Regions from separate parts of the Mus musculus genome. Here region 2 is linked to region 1. Evidence: chromatin loops called from intact Hi-C (ENCODE). Cell type or tissue: gastrocnemius. All regions are shown on one strand. Each heading gives the region's core, and the rest is flanking DNA. Links, peaks and the distances in the headings are about the cores only.

Region 1 (8,937 bases), core at 306-8,305:
AAAACAAAACAAACAAAACAACAACAACAACAACAAAAACACACAAAAAACCCAACAACACAAAACCCAAAAAAACAAAACAAACCAAAAAAACAAACCAAAAACCAAAAGCCAAAAAAAAAAAAAAAACAAATGAATTTATGAAATTCTCAGACAAATGGATGGATCTAGAGGATATCATCCTAAGTGAGGTAACCCAATCACAAAAGAACTCACATGATATGTACTCACTGATAAGTGAGTATTTGCCCAGAAACTTAGAATACCCAAGATAGAATTTGCAAAACTCATGAAACTCAAGAAGAAGGAAGACCAAAGTGTGGATACTTCAATCCTTCTTAGAAAGGGGAACAAAATACCCATGGAAGGATTTAGAGAGGCAAGGTTTGAAGGTGAGACCGAAGGAAGGACCATCCAGAGACTGCCCCCCCCCCACCCCCGGAATCCATCCCATAAACAACCACCAAACCCAGACATTATTGCATGTATCAACAAGATTTTGCTGACAGGACCCTGATATAGCTGTCTTCTGTGAGGCTATGCCAGTGCCTGGCAAATACAGAGGTGGATGCTCACAGTCATCTATTGGATGGAACACAGGGTCCCCAATGAAGGAGCTAGAGAAAGTACCCAAGGAGCTGAAGGGGTCTGCAGCCCTGTAGGAGGAACAACAATATGAACTAACCAATACCCCCAGAGCTCGTGTCACTAGCTGCATATGTAGCGGAAGATGGCCTAGTTGGTCATCAATGGGAGGAGAGTCCCTTGGTTTTGCGAAGATTCTATGCCCCAGTATAGGGGAATGTCAGGGCCAGGAAGTGGGAGTGGGTGGGTTGGGGAGCAGGTGGAGGGGGGAGGGTATAGGGGACTTCTAGAGAGGAAACTAGGAAAGGGGATAGCATTTGAAATGTAAATGAAGAAAACATCTAATAAAAACAATTAATTAAAAAAATTGGACATAGTACTACCTGAGGACCCAGCTATACCACTTCTGGGTATATAATCCAGAAGATGTTTCAACATGTATAAGAACACATGCTCTACTATGTTCACTTATTTATAATAGCCAGAAGCTGGAAAGGACCCAGATGTCCCTCAACAGAGGAATGGATACAGAAAATGTGGTACATTTACACAATGGAATACTACTCAGCTATTAAAAACAATGACTTCATGAAATTCGTTAGCAAATGGATGGAACTTGAAAATATCATCCTGAGAGAGGTAACTCAGTCACAAAAGAACACTCATGGTATGCATTCATTGATAAGTGGATATTAGCCCAAAAGTTCAGAATACCCAAGATACAATTCACAGACCATATGAAGCCCAAGAAGAAGAAAGACCAAAGTGTAGATGCTTCAGTGCTTCTTAGAAGGGGAACAAAATACTCACAGGAGGAAATATGGAGGCAAAATGTGTAGCAGAGACTGACAGAAAGGCCATCCAGAGACTGCCCCACCTGGGAATCCATCCCATATACAGTTGCCAAGCCTGAATGCTATGTGGATGCTGGGAAGTGCTTGCTGATGGAAGCCTGTCTCCTGAGAGGCTCTGCCAGAGCCTGACAAATACAGAGGTGGATGCTCGAAGCCACCATTGGACTGAGCCCGAAGTCCCCGAGGAGGAGTTGGAGAAGGCACTGAAGGGTCTTTGCAGCCCCATGCAGGGAGCAACAGTGTCAACAGGCTAGGCCTTCTGGAACTCCTGGGGACTGGACCACCAACCAAAGAGTACATGGAGGGACCCATGGCTCTGGCCACATATGTGGCAGAGGATGGCCTTGTTGGACATCAGTGGGAGAAGTGGCCCTTGAGCCTGAGGGTTTTTGATGCCCCAGTATAGCGGAATGCCAGGGCAGGAAGACAGGAGTAGGTGGCTAGGGGAGCACGAGATAGGGAGTTTCTGAAGAAGAGCCCTGGAAAGGGGAAAACATTTGAAATGTAAATAAAGAAAATATCCAATTTTTTTGGAAAAGAAAACAAACAAAAGACAAAAAAATTCTGAAGATGAACTGTCAGGTTTAGAAACACATATCTAATTTTATAATAAGACTATATTAATGAAATCTGACTTGAAAATAAAAAAAGTGACAACAAAAAATATATTGACTTGTTTGCTCAATATTATAGAAAAACTCGAGTCAGAATTCCTACACCTACGTCACTGAGAAAGACACTTTATTTAGTAGAGTATGTGATTTGTCTGTGTGCTTTCTGTCTGCAGTGAGCATAGGTTGAGTAAGTATTTGGTTTCAATTAGTTTTCCCCACTTTTTTCTACTCAATGTCTTTACATTATTTATTATATTGCTAGATTCAAATTTTTACTTTGTATTATATTTAGATTTTTATTTCATTACAACATAGTCAATTTAATTTTATTTATAACTTTGCATATAAAATACTAGTATGTTTCTTTCTTTTTAAAAATAATCCAGGCCTACATGGGGCAAATGATATGAAAAGGACAACAAATTATGAAAAAAGAGTCCAGTACATGTACAGTGCTTGAATGTGCTTCTTTCTGTGGAGTGATAGTGTATTGATTCCTGTATGTTCAGCATCAAGAATACTGAGTTGCATTTAATGGTCGTGTTATCAATGTAATCAATAGAGGAGAAATTGAAAGGGAGGGGTTGCCGAATGTTTCTGAGAAAATGAGCAATGAGTTCACAAATACAAGAGAGGCACCTCTGAGCCACAGAGAAGGTGAGAACAGAGCAGGTACAAGAAGAACATCTCCTTCAAATAGCTCTGGACTTTGCTGGAGAAGTGGAGGCTTTTTCACGAAAGATGGCTAGATGCAAATGGCTCCAACTTGCAAGGCCTGCAGTAGGTTTGCACACCCAGACAAGGTTGGATACCATGTAACCATGGCAGTGGCAACAGCCCTGGCTGTGGGATAGTATAGATGTCTAGCAGTTAGCATCCCAGGTGGGTGGCTCACAGGGGCCTGGGGTGGGTGGGTAGCTTGAGGAAAGGGACAAACTGACAAGGAAGTCAAGAGGGGGCTCAATGATAAGGAGAGAAGGGAGAGAGGCCACAAATATCCAATGAGCCCAGAGCTAGAAGACGGGGGAGAAAGGGTGGGGAGATTTCCTAGTTCCTCTGTAGTCATGCACTATGCAAACCAGAAAGCTTTACAATGCAACAGTAGCCACTTGCCATTTTGTAGACTCTCCCTGAAGAAAGGCTAAGGGTTTTACTTACACCATTTCATTTTACCCTCATGGCATACTCCATGATCCCTTCTTATTGGTGGGGGGGGGGGGGGGGGCGGGGGACACACTTGAGGCTTGCTGAAGTTAAACACATTGCTTACATTTTTCTGACTAGAAAAAAAAAGAGGAAGAAGAAGAAGAAGAAGAAGAAGAAGAAGAAGAAGAAGAAGAAGAAGAAGAAGAAGAAGAAGAAGAAGAAGAAGAAAGCAACTGCATGTAGCCAGTCAAGCTTAAGCCTCACACTGATATAAATATTATTCTGGTTGTATAACAACATTTGACTCCTGCATCCTTTTCTTGTGGGCTGATAACCCGGGGCTAGTTCTGTCAACTCATTGGCCTTGCGGGATGAAGTCCAAGTTTCCTACCGTGACTCACGAGGCGGGTCAGAGTCCAAACCCACACTCTCTTCTGTGGACACAGGCTCCCACACCAAGCGCTCCTGCTGGGTTCAACTGTTTTCAGTTCTCTGAGTGCAGCAGGGCAGCTTTTGTGTTCAGGGCTGTCTGGGGGGTGGGGGTGGCATGTCTTTCCTCCTTTTCTCTTCCTGCCTAACTCCTTCAAGTCCTTCAAAGCTGAGGGTCACTATCACTTGAGTCCTTCTCCAAGCCGATGAAAACGAGAACATGGGGGCATCTCGTCTTTGCAGATCTTTATGGCACTTCTGATGGCACTGAACCGTGTGGAGCTGCTGAATGCTTGACCAGGGCTCCTTCCACAAGTCCATAGTTCCTGCCCGTCTGGGTTCATGTTTCTTGTTTGTTTTTGAGACAAGGTCTCACTCTGTAACCCAGACTGGCCTCAAACTAGTGGCAATCTTCCATGCCTGGCTAAATGAGGAATTGGACCTTTTATTTCTTCCGTTACTTGGAACTACTTGCAATTGAGCCTTCCCATGTTCCCATGTGTGATGCAAGCCCTCTGTCGTCGATCTCTCTCTCCGGACCTTATCATCTTGAAGGACCTAGGGAAAAAAAGAAAGACAATGGTTCTGATAGTGTTGGTGATAGCTAGACCTTGGTTTCACCCTTATACCTCTGAAGCCAGATCTTATTCTTAGAGCATGTTTTCAGTCTCTGGTAAAGAGCAACACACACACACGAAGTTCTAAATGTAGTCCATAAATTCAAGATATTTGTGGCTATCAATGACCCATTTGCCTATCTATTAAAAAAAGTTCTAATATTTTTATAACTACCAAATTGAAGCAATTACACAGTTGCTTTATATTAGTTGTAATATCATTCAGTTTAGACTAGTTATTCAGAGCAGAGACCAAGATTTTGCCCTCTGGTTAGAAGATTGAACACATGTCTCTTGCTTCTATTTCTTAGTAGGTAAAATAGCAGCAAGAAGCAGAGACCCATACGTCCCGGGGGGGCTGGGGGTGGGGTATGATTGTCAAAATCCCTTTAAACATTGTGACATATTCAAGGGGTGGAAATATGGTGGTCATATCCCCCAGGGTGCTGCAGAAACTTTCTAGAATGCACACCGTGCTAGGTTCACCTGCAAATGCTAGTCTAGAGATCCCCCGACATCACAACAGGAAAGTCCTGCCGCAGGCTCTTCAGGAAACAGGAACGAATCCTAGAGAAAGAAGGGGAAATGCACACCAAACTTCACAGGCTCTGCTTGAAAGATGAAAAATTAACCCAGCGCGGTTGGGGGTGGAAGTGTGAATGGCGGTGCTTGGACGCTGGGTCTTCAACGTCCGGACACTTTTCCTTCCCTAAAGCCATTTTAGTCAAAGGTCATGTGTGTGTCCTGTCAAAGGCCAGCTTCCAATGGAATCACTGTCCCCCGGGGATAGCGGGGGCCCCCTGACTCCATCTGCTTTGGAGAAATCCCAAAAACAAACGGTCCAGCGCAAACAAGCGCAGTCAGGAGCCGGCAGTGCCGGGCTTAGCTCCCAGGTCCCCGGCCCGCAGCCCAGGCTGTGTCCGCAGCGCCCTGGCTGGAGCGAGGCACCCGGACGCCGCAGCATGAGCCGCCACGCCGATCCGGTAGGGTAGGCAACCCCTCTCTGCGCGTGCTCCACGGCTTGGGGCTCCCGGGTCACGGGCGGCTGCACTGTGCATGCAGCCGGGGCAAAGCCTGCAAAGGGGCCTCGGCAGCAGCCGGAAAAACGTCCGGGGTTGGGCTGCCTTCCCGTGCCCTCAGCTGGACCGGGTTCCAGGCTCACAAACGCGGAGCTAATTTTGAGTTGTCCTTGCCAGAGTCTGTTTGGCTTTGCAAATGCGTATCTCGTTTCTGGAAAACAAGCCAGTGGAAGCTGCAGAGGGGCTAGGGACGAGTCTCAGCTCACCACAACTGGAGCCTGTGACTAGGGAGCGAGCCCCTTTGGCCAGAGCCAGTCGCAGGGGGCTGTGAGCTCTGTCCTCTTGTGACAGCCAGCCTCCTTGGCCTTCTTGTTTATGACTCCTTGGACAAGCGCTTGGCAAGGCTGGGGAACTTTAAAGCCTTCAGTAGCATTCTCTGTGCTCTTTCCTATGCTTGCCTCAAGGAGACAGATCGTTTTTTTTTTTTTCTGAGTGGGGAAGCCCTTCCCTGCAGCCAGATCCCAGGAGCCAGACTCTGCCCCTTTGTATTATTATTATTATTATTATTATTATTATTATTATTATTATTATTTCATTTGAACAAGTCCTTCGGATGGATTTGTGCTAATTTTGGTTAAGTATAGAGGGCCGGTTTCTCAACTGATCTCGAGTGCTTTTGGACTGGACTTGAAAGTCTTCTAGGGTACAGCAGATAGGCAGCAAGGAGCGGGTGGCTAAAGCGTTTCAGAGATTGCTGTGTTTCATCCTAACAGGTTAAGCAGGGAGCCATTTCTCACTGATAAAGGAGCAGAAAACAAAAGCCTTTCTGGGATTTGTTTATGCCTCTAACACCTAGTTCCATTGAACTAGGAGGTTCCCGGCACGGTTTCAGGTGTTTTCTGAACTTCTGATCCCTCTCCAGAGGACCACCTTCAACTGCTACCCAGCGTTTTCTCCTTGAAAGACTAGGTGACAAGACCTCACTTTCCTTGTTCCCTACTTATCCCTTCATATCTAGCCAGGAGCCTCGGTCCACCACTCTGAAGACTAACTTTTGTTGAGGCCGTTGAAAGCCTCTGCACCAAAACCTAGAGAAATTGCAACTCCTCTTCTTCAGGCTCTCCTGGGGCCATTTTGAATAGCTGGCTCTTCCCTCTCTTGTGTTTAGACTCTTAGCTTCTGTAATAATACACCTCCTTGTTCTCTTCTGCCCTTCTGAGTCACTACTTACTGCCTTAAAAGCCCCACTCCAGATCTTTCAGTGCGTCCCTCTGGTCGCTCCTCAACTCTCTTCCCTGACATCTAGACTACATCACCTCATTCATCCCAACAGCTTCAGCCACTGCAAACCCACACAGAGTCTGGAGCACAGCCTTTCTCCTAAAACATCTCCAATTAGATGTTCCACAAAGCATCTTGAAGTCAAAGTGTTCAAAACTGAATCTGTCTTCTCCCTTCTTCCTCCTGCTCTGCTCTTCCATTCGGATGGCATCCCCTTCACTTTAGACACAGCAGAGTCACCTGAGGTGACTTGTCTTTCATGTTGTGCCTCCCTTTCTTCCCATTGGATGAAGTTCCTGTATGCACCTTCTAGTTTGTATTATGTATCATCTTTCCTCCATTGTTTGAGTTCAGGCATTCTGGTCACAGTCTCACATTCCTTTCATTTGGGGCCAGTGCTGTCCAGTCTGTGCCTTTATCTATATTGGTTATCTTTCTTTTCTCATTGCTGCAGGATGGGGGACTTACTTCTGCTCACTGTTAGAAGGAATAGTGTCCATTATTATAATGGTCTGGTCCTGGGAACATGTGGTGGGTGGTCCCCCTGCATGTGTCTGAAGTCAGGAAGCCAGGTGGGAGTGGGTGTGGAAGTAGGGGTAGGGGTAGGGGTGGGGGTGGGGGTTATGCTAGAGCTGAACACTGCCCCTCAGCTAGGTTTTTCTTTTTATTGTCTTTAGTCTGGGACCACACCCTGTGGGATAGTGATGCTTATATTCAGGGTGGGTCTGTGGGTTTTCTGTCCTTTCTGGAGACACACTCACAGACATCCACAAGTGTGCCTTTCAGGTGATCCTAAATCCAATCAATAGCATCACATCACCTTATCTCCATGGAGTGTCAGGGGTTCCTAAAGTGCAGTGTGGTCACAGACATGCTTTGTGAGATGTCTCTAGTGAATTTTTGTACTTTTCTTTTAAGAATGATGCTGGTAAGTACAGGTTCTCCAAAACTAGCCTTTTTTAATAGAAATGTGCATTGGTAGTTTTCCTGCATGTATGTCTGTGAAGATGCCAGGCCCCCTAGAATTGAGACTAGTTGTGAGCTGTCATGTGGGTGCTGGGATTTTAACCCAGGTCCTCTGGAAGAGTAGCCAGTCCTCCTAACACACTGAGCCACCTCTCCAGGCCCCACGACTAGCCTTTACCCTTACTCATTGCTCTCCTCCCACCCACTCCCTAGCCACATCTCATGAGTCACTTTGCACGTTTTATACACACTGTCCACTAAGCAGGCACAGTAAACTATCCCCTCTCGGCTCACTAGCCTCATTATTGAAAAAGGACTCAGCTGATAACCACCTTTTCCTGGGAACTTCCCGGATCATCCATGCCTCTTCCAGAGTGGGTTAGCAACTTTGCCATGGTCTCCTCACTTCTCCTCCCGCCTCCTTCCCTCCTACCATCCTTTTTATTGAAAAGTTCTAGTCATCTTGCCCCAGCAGACGGTTCACACGCGATACAGAGCAACTGCTTCTGTCCCACTGTTATTTCTGTCCTAGGATCTTTAGATCCTAATGCTGTCTGTCTCAATTGGGATGTTTCATGAATTCTTGTAATTGATTTTCCCTTTTCTGCCTGCTCTCCCTCCCTGCTCCCTCCCTCTCTCCCTTTCCTCTCCCCCTGTCCCCTTGTCCTCCTCTTCTCTTCTCCCCTCCTGTCCCCTTCCCTCCCTTCCCCTCCCCTTCTCTCAGCTTCCCTCCCCTTCCCTCCCTCCCATCCCCCCCTCCTCTCACCTCCCCTTCCCTCCCTCCCATTCCCCCTCCTCTCACCTCCCCTTCCCTCCCTCCCATTCCCCCTCCTCTCACCTCCCCTTCCCTCCCTCCCATTCTCCCCTCCTCTCACCTCCCCTTCCCTCCCTCCCCTTCCCTCCCTCCTCTCACCTCCCCTTCCCTCCCTCCCATTCCCCCCTCTTCTCACCTCCCCTTCCCTCCCATCCATTCCCACTCCTCTCACCTCCCCTTCCCTCCCTCCCCTTCCCCCCTCCTCTCACCTCCCCTTCCCTCCCATCCATTCCCACTCCTCTCACCTCCCCTTCCCTCCCTCCCATTCCCCCCTCCTCTCACCTCCCCTTCCCTCCCTCCCCTTTCCCCTCTCCTCTCACCTCCCCTTCCCTCCCATCCATTCCCCTCCCATCTGCTCCCCTTCCTTCCCTTTTCACCCTCTGGGTCTCATGTATCCCAGAATGACTTCAGACTTGCTATATAGATGATGAACTTCTGATCCTCCAGTTTCTCCTTCCTGACGCCTGCTATTTATTACAGGTGTGCATCATTATCCTTAGTTTTATGTAATACTAGGAACTGAATCCAGGGTTTCATGCTTGCTAAGCAAGCACGTTACCAACTGAGATATATTCATTAGGCCAAGGGTGCTTATGATGCTCATTTGGGGGA
Region 2 (8,937 bases), core at 511-8,510, 54 kb before region 1:
GGGTGGCTGCTGTCTACAGCCAAGCCTGCCTTTTTGCATGAGACCTGGGGACCTGGCCTTGGTTCCTCATGCATGGACAGTGAGCAAGATACCCACTAGGTCATATCCCTTCCTTCTTTACCCAACATTCCTGCCAGCACTGGCCTTGTCTTTTTGGTAACAAGACTTCCTAACAGGTATAAGATGTTGTCTTACTGTGACTTTGACTTGCATCTCCTTAACGTTTAATGACACTTTTTAAAAAAAAAAATATATATACAAATGTTGAACATTTGCGAATGTTGGCGTATGTTCATCAGCAGCTCTGAAGGTGTGGGGTTTTTGTTCGTCTGCTATTATTGTTTGAGTTCCTTATATATTTTGGGCATTCCCCTGAACTGGATGTCTGGGTTAAATGTTTTCTCCCAGTCCATTGGCTATTTCTTTGAATTTTCTTTTCTGTGAAGAGACATTTTACTTTCATATAATCCCATGTGTCTATTTGAGTTTGAGTTTGCTTTGTTTTTGTTTTCCTTTTCTTCTGCTTTTGTTTCTTGTGTTCTTTTTTTTTTTTTTTTTTTTGGTTTTACCTGTAGCCCTGGCTGTCCTGGAACTCACTCTGTAGACCAGGCTGGCCTTTAACTCAGAGATCCGCCTGCCTCTGCCTCCCAAGTGCTGGGATTAAAGGCCCACCACGCCCGGCTTGTTTCTTGTATTCTTGTGCTTAAAAAAACAAGTCATTGCACACACCTGTGTCATGTGAGCTTCTCTATCCTGTGTCCTGATAGTGCTTTTAGTTTCTGGACTTCTAAGTCCAGAAAGTTCATTCTGACTTGAGTTGAATTTATATATGGTGTGAGACCGTTAAATCCTCTCTCATTCTCTTGCATGTAGAATTCCAGCTTTCACTACCATGTACTGAAGAGGCTGTCATTCTGTGTTCCTGGTATATTTGCTGGAAATCTACTGAGTACACATGCATGCATTTATTTCTGGGCCCTCTGTTCTGTTTTGTTGGTTGATGTGTCAGTGTTATATACTAATTATTCATAGCTTTGCAGTATAGTTTGAAGGGTAATATGTCCTCGTGCTGTGTGTGTATATTATGTGTATATGTGTATTTGTGTATGAGTGTGTATGAGTGTGTGTGTGTTTTTTTATGATCACCTGGACTGATGGGTTTCTTTTGTGGTTGGTTCCATATGTAATTTAAGGAGTGGGGTGTTTATTTCAAAACTGGTATTAGAATTTCCATGGGCACTGTACTAAATTTGGACATCAATTTTAGTAGCACGAACATTTGAGCTATTAATTCTTTATGTTTATAAACATGAAATATCACCATTTATTTGTGCCTTTGGTTTCCCTCATCAGTGGTTTGTAGTTTTACTGTGTGTGGGTCTTTTATATCCTTGGGTAAATTTATTGCTGAACATTTTGTTTTAGTTATTATCATCGATGAGACTTTTCTTTTGATTTCTTTTTTGGATAGTTTTTGGCTAGTGTAGAAACAGTACCGTTAATGTGTAGCCTTTGGTTTTACTATGTTCATTGATTAATTATGCATGTTCTAATTATGCATATGTGTTTGCATGCAGGCCTGTGTTCATGTGCACATGCATCTATATTTATTACAGCCTTCCCTGTCTAGGTTTGTGTGAACAGCAAACAGCGACATTTCATTTTGTCTTTCCTTCTTGGTAGCTTCTTTCCCTTTCTTAATTTCTCCAGTGTGGACTGGGAATTCTTACCTTGTTCTAGACCTTAGAGGAAAGTGTTTAATATTTCGCCATTAGCTGTGGGCTTCTGTCCTAAAGCCTTTAGATGCAGAGTATAGTCTTTCTATACTTCATGTTCTTGTTAGAGTTTTGTGTTTTTAAAAATATTTATCCTTTAATTTTTATGTGCATGTATGTGTACCATGGAGGCCAGAAGAGGGTGACAGATCCCCTTGAGATAGAGTTACAGACTACTGGGAGTCACCTAACATGGCTTCTGGGGAGAGCAGAAAGTGCTGGAAGAGCAGGAAGTGCCAGCTCTCCAGCCCCTCTAGGGATTTTTGGTTGTTTGTTTATTTTTAAATCTTGAAAAGGTGCCAGCTTTGCAAAATTCCCATCTCTTGAGATGATTAATTGATTCTATCATTTTTATCTTTCATCCTGTCAATGTGGTGAACCACGATACTCACTGAAGTGTCCCACCAGCCCCTGGGAGAATGTTTTAATCGAACCTGTTTTATACCTTTTATACGGAACCTGGATGTTTATTTTTCTGCTTATTTGTGACTGAAGAAAATGGAGGTAAGTGAAAATTCATTTGCAGTTATTTCCCAATCGCCAGGCTGTTGTGGGTGCTGTATCGAGAAGGATACTTGAAGGATGAGATACTGTAGACAGCGCTAAAGACTGCGGTGCTGCGTGTGAGCAGCACAGCACAGGCCCAGCGTTTCGGAGAGGAGCGCCCAACACTGCGCTGCACACTGAACGTCTCTGATCTCTGCTCATTGGATGCCACGTCAGTTTTTACAACAATCGCAAGCTCTCTGTTTTTCTGTAGTATCCCTCGCTCCTGTGGTGGGCTCACAAGCACTGAGGGTGACCAACCTCTCATTGCTGCCCTTCAGCGTATGAGACCACCTACTCACATGTCATAAGTGGCAAACTGACGGGTTTCCATCCCAACAACTAAAACAAGCCTTTCGACCCCTCTCCCTCCTTCCCTCCCTATCACCTCTTTTTATTTTTTTTAATCTGTTTTTCTGTTTGAGACACAGTCTCATTATAGTCTTGACTCGCCTCAAACTATCTATGAAATCTGTGTAACCACGGGGGTCCTTCCGTGTCTGCCTCCCACGTGCTGAGGTTTCACGCATCTGCATCATGTGACACATTGCCTGCATAGCCTCATCATGTCTGCTTGCTAACCATTGTACCTGCCTCTCTGCTACCTGCCTTATGTGTGCCTTTTCTTGTTTTACACATGAACAATTGAGTGTAAAATAAGTAATTAAAATACATTCAGCATTTATTACTTACATTCTATGTGTAGTTACTGAGATAAATTCGTGAACGAGACAAAACTTGAGGTTGCCCAGCTAAGGCAGTAGAAAGCTCAGAATTGTAACTCAGTGACTGTTGGCTCAGGGAAACCTTTTACTGAGCAAGCCTGGTGACACCCCAGTTCAAACTCTAGAATCCACATAAAGATGGAAGAAGGGAACGAACTCCAGAAAATTGTCCTTTGACCTCCACACACATGGATGACATTTGGGCTTCCTCTTTCCCCTCTAGCTCTTTTTCTCCTTCACACACATATGGTGATAAAATAAAATGAAATATTTTAAATGATTTTAACTTAATGTTTTATTTCCAGAATAGCACATCGCCTCCTACTTCTTCATAGATTATAATCTGGAAGAAAAATTTAATCAGCCAAATTAATTCTAATTAACAAACTGTAGGAGTGTTCAGAAGGCATCCGCACGTACTATACAATCACTTTGACAGTCTTGCTCCTCCTTGGGGCTGCTGCAGCCCGTGCGCCCAGCACTCTCTAGTCACTAAAGGAGACATCAGCACTGGTGCACAGCCTATGTCACGTGACCTTAAAGAAGCAGGAGCCCAGACTCCTCCCGGACTATTGGCTCTTTCCTCTTTGAGAGCACTTGGCTTGGAATGTAGACTCCACTCAGACACCTGCGTTGGTGGGGCCCTTTCAGGTTTCAAGTAACCATCATTTCTTCCTTCTTCCTTTCCCTTTGTTCTTCCTGTCTGTTCTTTCCTTCTTCCACTTGTTTATTCTACGTGTATGAGTGTTTTACCCACATGTCGGGTATGTGGACCACAACCCTGTGTGCAGTACCCAGAAAGGCCAGAAGAGGGTATTGGAGCCCTTGGAACCAAAATCAACTAAAATTCAAGCCACTGGCACCCTCTGAAGTGGAAGATTTTCTTGGTCTGATTATGTGAAGCAGGCAGACCCAGCCATCAGTGTGGACAGCATCTTCTGCTGGCAGCCTAAATGAACGGACATGGAAGAGAGACATGTGCTTCTTGGCCTAGTTGGCCTCACTGTAGCTGGGAGTCCCTCTACTCTGTTGCTACAGTGTCATTTCGTGTTTGTTACCTCCTCCAGTTTCCAATGTAGAGGGAGACCAGCATTTTTCCTGAGATCAGCCAGGTCTGTAGGGCCAGACTGGGATTGTTAAGACATCCAGCCTCATGTCCGGCCTCACTGAGCAAAGTCTGGATTCTCAGTCTCTTCAGTGTGAAAAAGCCTTACTGGACTACTGCGACTGTGTCCTGGAAGCCAGCCTAATTAATTGCCCTTTAACACATGTATTCAGTCGATCAGTTCTCTTCCTTTAGAGCCATTATGTGAGAGCAAGGATTGGAACCCATCTCCTCTGCAGGAGCAGTCGGTGCTCTTAACAACCAAGTCATCTCTCCAGCCCTCATAGAACGTTTATGAAAACTCACACTTTTCCAGTGGTCAGGAAAACGCTGTCCTCAATTGCGTATATCCACTATAGTTTTCTTATATGTCGATTCCTTGGTTACTGTGGTGTTATGTGAAACATTGGTGAATTAACACTGCCATTCGTTTACTTATACAATCGTCTTTCTTGCTTGGTTCGAGAATTGCAAGCTTATATGGCAGTGGCTCACAGTTCCCGGACTGGATTTCTTCTCATTTTCTCACATTCAATCACTGAAAAGTATCCTCCAGAGGGAGGGCTTTTTTTATTTTTATTTTTAATTTCTCCCCAGTGGTTCCTATACCAGACAACCTGGTAATTATATATGTTAGATACCATGGGGGTGGCAGAGACGGGAAGGGTTCCCACAAGTTGGAGGAGTCAGAAATTAAAAAAAATTTTTTTTGTTATTTCTCAAGATAAACTTTTACACCAAAACATGTTACTTGGGTGTGTAAAGGGCCCTTCCCATTTGATCATGAGTCACCACACCATTACCCTGTTTATGAGGCGCACTCACCCTTAACCATTTAGCCACCATGCTCACTGCACTTAAGCATTGTCTCTGCATGCACTGAGTTGAACGTGAAAGTAGAAGCTGGTTTTACCAGCTAAAGAGCCACGCAGAGATCAAGTCCTGGAAGACAGGGGGCTTGGGCTCTGCTTCCCAGTTCTGTGATTATCTTGTTCTGTGGCCTGAAAGAAATCCCCCCAATCTCAACGGGGGCCCAACTCTGAAAAATGGAAAAATAAATAAGATTGTTTCAAGGTGTCTCAGCGGCTGCCAAGCTGCTAGCGCTATTTCTGTTGTGACTGATGGTAAAAGTCTTTACTTTGGGTCTTAAAGACAGCCTTGTGTGGTTTTAGTTCAGTTTTTGAAAAAAGACATCTCCAGTAGTCTGCATATACTCTGAAAGTACGGACAAGGTATTGAATAGTTAGCTGGGTAAGTTTCTGAAGTACTATAAACTGTTTTCATATCTTTTGAACCCATCGACCTCCCTCCCCGCTACCAAGACCGCCTCACATTGTGGCTGCCCCTCAGCTGCTGTGAGTTCTAGGTCCTTTTCAGTCTTCACAATCATCAGAAGTCACAGAGATTTGATAGACAGCAACCCATGGCTGGTGGAGGGGCATCCACCCGTGAGTCTACCGCCCTGCTTTCAAGGAGCCTGGGCCTAGCAGTAGATGGTGCGCATGCGCGTGCCACTCGCACTGGACCCTGTAGTCTGAACCCGATCATAAACCAATGAGACATCAGGGCAGATCATGTTGGGGGTACAGAGATCTTTCTCTGTTTCTCTGTTCATCTGTTCATCTGTTTCTCTGTTTCTCTGTTGGGTGTACAGAGATCTTTCTCAGTTTCTCTGTTCGAGCCACAGTTCTGTGCTTTGATAATTTTCAAGTGACGATTTCCTTTCCTTTCTGTCAGTGTTTGACAGGGTCTCCCTTTGTAGCACCGGCTGGCCAGCAATCCACCGTATGGACTAAGCTGGCCTCAAAGTCACTGCCATTCTCCTTCATCTGCCTTCTGAGGGTTGGACTCTCAGTCAGTGACACATACCTGGCTTTAGTGAAGTTTTGTTTATTCTTTTGAGACAGGCTTTCCCTAGGTATTCCAAGAGCTTTGGGCTTTTGATTTTCCTGCCTCAGTTTTCCTCCTACCATAATCGCCCTCCTGTAGGGACCATAGGCATGTGCCACTGAACATGAGGAGTCAGATGATGTTTAAGTATTTACTTAGTTATTAATTTTGTTTGTGTGTGTGTGTGTGTGTGTGTGTGTGTGTGTGTGAGAGAGAGAGAGAGAGAGTAGGCATGTTTGTGGAGGAGTCTTTTCTCTGGGGAGAAGATCAATAGATCATCAGGCTGGTGAGTTGGGGCTTTAATCTCTCCAGCTCTAGTGGGAAATTCTTAACTGTATACATCTTAAAGCTTCTATGTCCTGCCTCCCATATCAGAGGACATTCTTAAAAAACACTGTAGCCGAGCGTGGTGGCACACGCCTTTAATCCCAGCACTCGGGAGGCAGAGGCAGGCGGATTTCTGAGTTCGAGGCTAGCCTGGTCTACAGAGTGAGTTCCAGGACAGCCAGGGCTATACAGAGAAACCCTGTCTCGAAAAACCAAAAAATAAAAAAATAAAAATAAATAAATTAAAATAAAATTTAAAAAAAAGGGGGGGGGCTGATGAGATGGCTCAATGGGTAAGAGCACCCGACTGCTCTTCCGAAGGTCCGGAGTTCAAATCCCAGCAACCACATGGTGGCTCACAACCATCTATAATGAGATCTGATGCCCTCTTCTGGAGTGTCTGAAGACAGCTACAGTGTACTTACATATAACCAATAAATAAATCTTAAAAAAAAAAAAAACAAAAAACAAAAAAAAACAAAAACACTGTGTCCAGAAATTGAGTCTAAGAGACAACAATGCCTGATCATGTGAGCCATAGACACTGTGAAGGTGGCTTCTTGACACCTAAATACAGTCTTTGACTTTGAGAGGAAACGTGCCAGCTCTACTTTAGGTTAAGAGTCCTCGAGTGAAATGGTGGCCATGGCCATAAGTAGTTGGCTGGTTAGCTGGTTGTTGTCACAGTTGATTTTTTGATGTTCCTTCTTGGCCAGGTGCGAGCTGATGGGCCACCTGAGCTTCCCAGGTCCCCATGCGGCCCCTGCATTGCAGAAGCAGCTGCGTCTTCAGGGAGCTTATCTTCCTTCCGCTCTGGCAGAAGTGAACGCTCTGCCCCTTTTGTGGCCGAGCAAAGAGAGGTGGAGGCATGTGTTCTACATTTCTATTAATGTAATACAGGCTTGTTCTGGCATTGATTAAAAATCTGCTCTCCAGATACTTCTGTGCACGGTCATTTTATGCAGAGTTCTTTCATATGGCGTTTGCAGACGTCGTCCCACGTTCCTTACACCTTGCAAACGCGGGCGGACGGGTCCTTCCATGCGGTGGTGGGCGGGTCCTTCCATGTGGTGGTGGGCGTGGAGGAGCTTTACTCCTTGAAACTCATACTTCATATGAAAGTTGTGCTTCTCATTAGTAATGGTGACTTTTGAATGGGAAATAGAGATGTCTCTATCCTGGCTGGCGAAAGCTTTGGACGTCTTTGGAATATCTTCCTTTGAGGGGATAGTTCACACATCAGGATTTGATTCCTGTGCAGTTATTTTCCACTCTGAGAGGAGGAGCCAACTATTACCCTAAAAGGTCAGTATTTGGTTTCTGTACTTAATTGAACAATTGAGTTTCGTGCCTATTTTTCTTTAACTGCAAAGTTTTATTTTCAATAAAGATGTCTTTCACTTCAAGTGGATGTTTGGTGCTCAAAAACACCGAAGAGTACTAGAATTGACCATCTCTTTACTCTTGCTACACAGATACCCTTTAATAGTAAGAGTAATTAAATGAAAACTTAAGAGGCCTCATGTTCTACCCCTCAGCTTTTTAAACAAGAAAAATCTTATAAAGCATCACTCTTAGGAGTCTTCTCTCTCTCTCTCTCTCTCTCTCTCTCTCTCTCTCTTTCTCTCTCTGTGGTGTGTGTCTGTTTGTTTCTCTGTCTATTTGTTTCTCTGTCCTGAGGATTGAAGGTCACACTCATGCGAAGCAAGTTCTGTACTTGTCAACAGCATCATAGCCTCTTTGAATTTTCTTTTCATATGGGTTTAAAGTCACTCCACACCTCGGTCACATCATAGCCTTTTGATCTTTCTGTCTCAGTTTCCTAAGTAGCTGAGAGCACGGGCCTACAACAACAGGCCTGGCTTTCTGTGCACTTTGGCTTAGAAAGTTGACATTTTATGTACCTTGGAGGTTCAGTGGAAACTCGATTGCACGGGTTCAGACCCATCCTCTACCACTGGCTGAACTGTCAATGAACATTACCTAAGTGGTCTATTCTCCTGATGCCTCATCTTTACCTGCACATCGGGGACAATGGCTATGACGACGGCAACGATGGCGACAGTAGTGATGTAACTTTTGGGATTTGCTGTTTTAGGGATCCCTGGGAAGGTATGAAGAGATTTGCAGACCCACTGCCCGGTGCCACAGCCATCACTGCTGCAAATGTGAGAGTACAACCATTTGAACTTTCTGTACATTGTTCCAAGAACGTACAGTGAGCTAACAGATATTTATTCAACAAAGCCCATGTATGCATGATCTCCATTAAGCATCAGTGGCTCTTAATTAAAATTCCACACAGGCAGATATGGCCAAGAGACAGGGTGACCTGGGCTTCAGTCAGGGGATGCAGTATCTCCTGGTGGAGATATTTCAAATCCCCTCCAACCTTAATTCACAGAGGTTCACTGCTTTCCTGATTAGTGTGGACAGGAGATCGGGGGGGGGGGGGGCTACCTTGATCCAATCCCCTCTCATAAGTAAGAGAACTATTCAGATCTGTGCTCTTAAGCAGAGGTGTTCCTCCAAGAGAGACAGGACACTGTCTAGTAGCCTCAGTGTCAGA

Evidence for each region. Hi-C counts contacts between places; a loop is a spot of excess contacts. Peaks named below come from ENCODE experiments on the same cell type or tissue, not always from the same donor. Only the 100,000 strongest peaks of a DNase experiment are listed, where the experiment ranks them.
Region 2: a loop joins it to region 1, with 2.9 times the contacts of the local background. A loop is called at or near these places in 2 of 42 quality-filtered maps.

The regions. Positions count from the first base shown.
Region 1 is chr15:54,948,839-54,957,775 of GRCm38, reverse strand. Gm26684 (predicted gene, 26684) reads right to left here and starts at 4,828. Exons shown (of 3, transcript NR_155354.1): 1 at 4,732-4,828; 2 at 3,591-4,186. It also overlaps a transcript of Enpp2 not described here. In gastrocnemius, for the core only: no CTCF peak of the experiment used is centred there; DNase peaks (open chromatin) are centred at 3,632, 4,639 and 5,284; H3K4me3 peaks cover 1,938 bases; H3K27ac peaks cover 2,941 bases.
Region 2 is chr15:55,002,914-55,011,850 of GRCm38, reverse strand. No RefSeq gene overlaps it. Among named protein-coding and RNA genes, the nearest start is that of Gm2491, 21 kb to the right of the region's middle. In gastrocnemius, for the core only: CTCF peaks have their summits at 1,921 (motif pointing right) and 3,846 (motif pointing right); a DNase peak (open chromatin) is centred at 3,860; H3K27ac peaks cover 354 bases.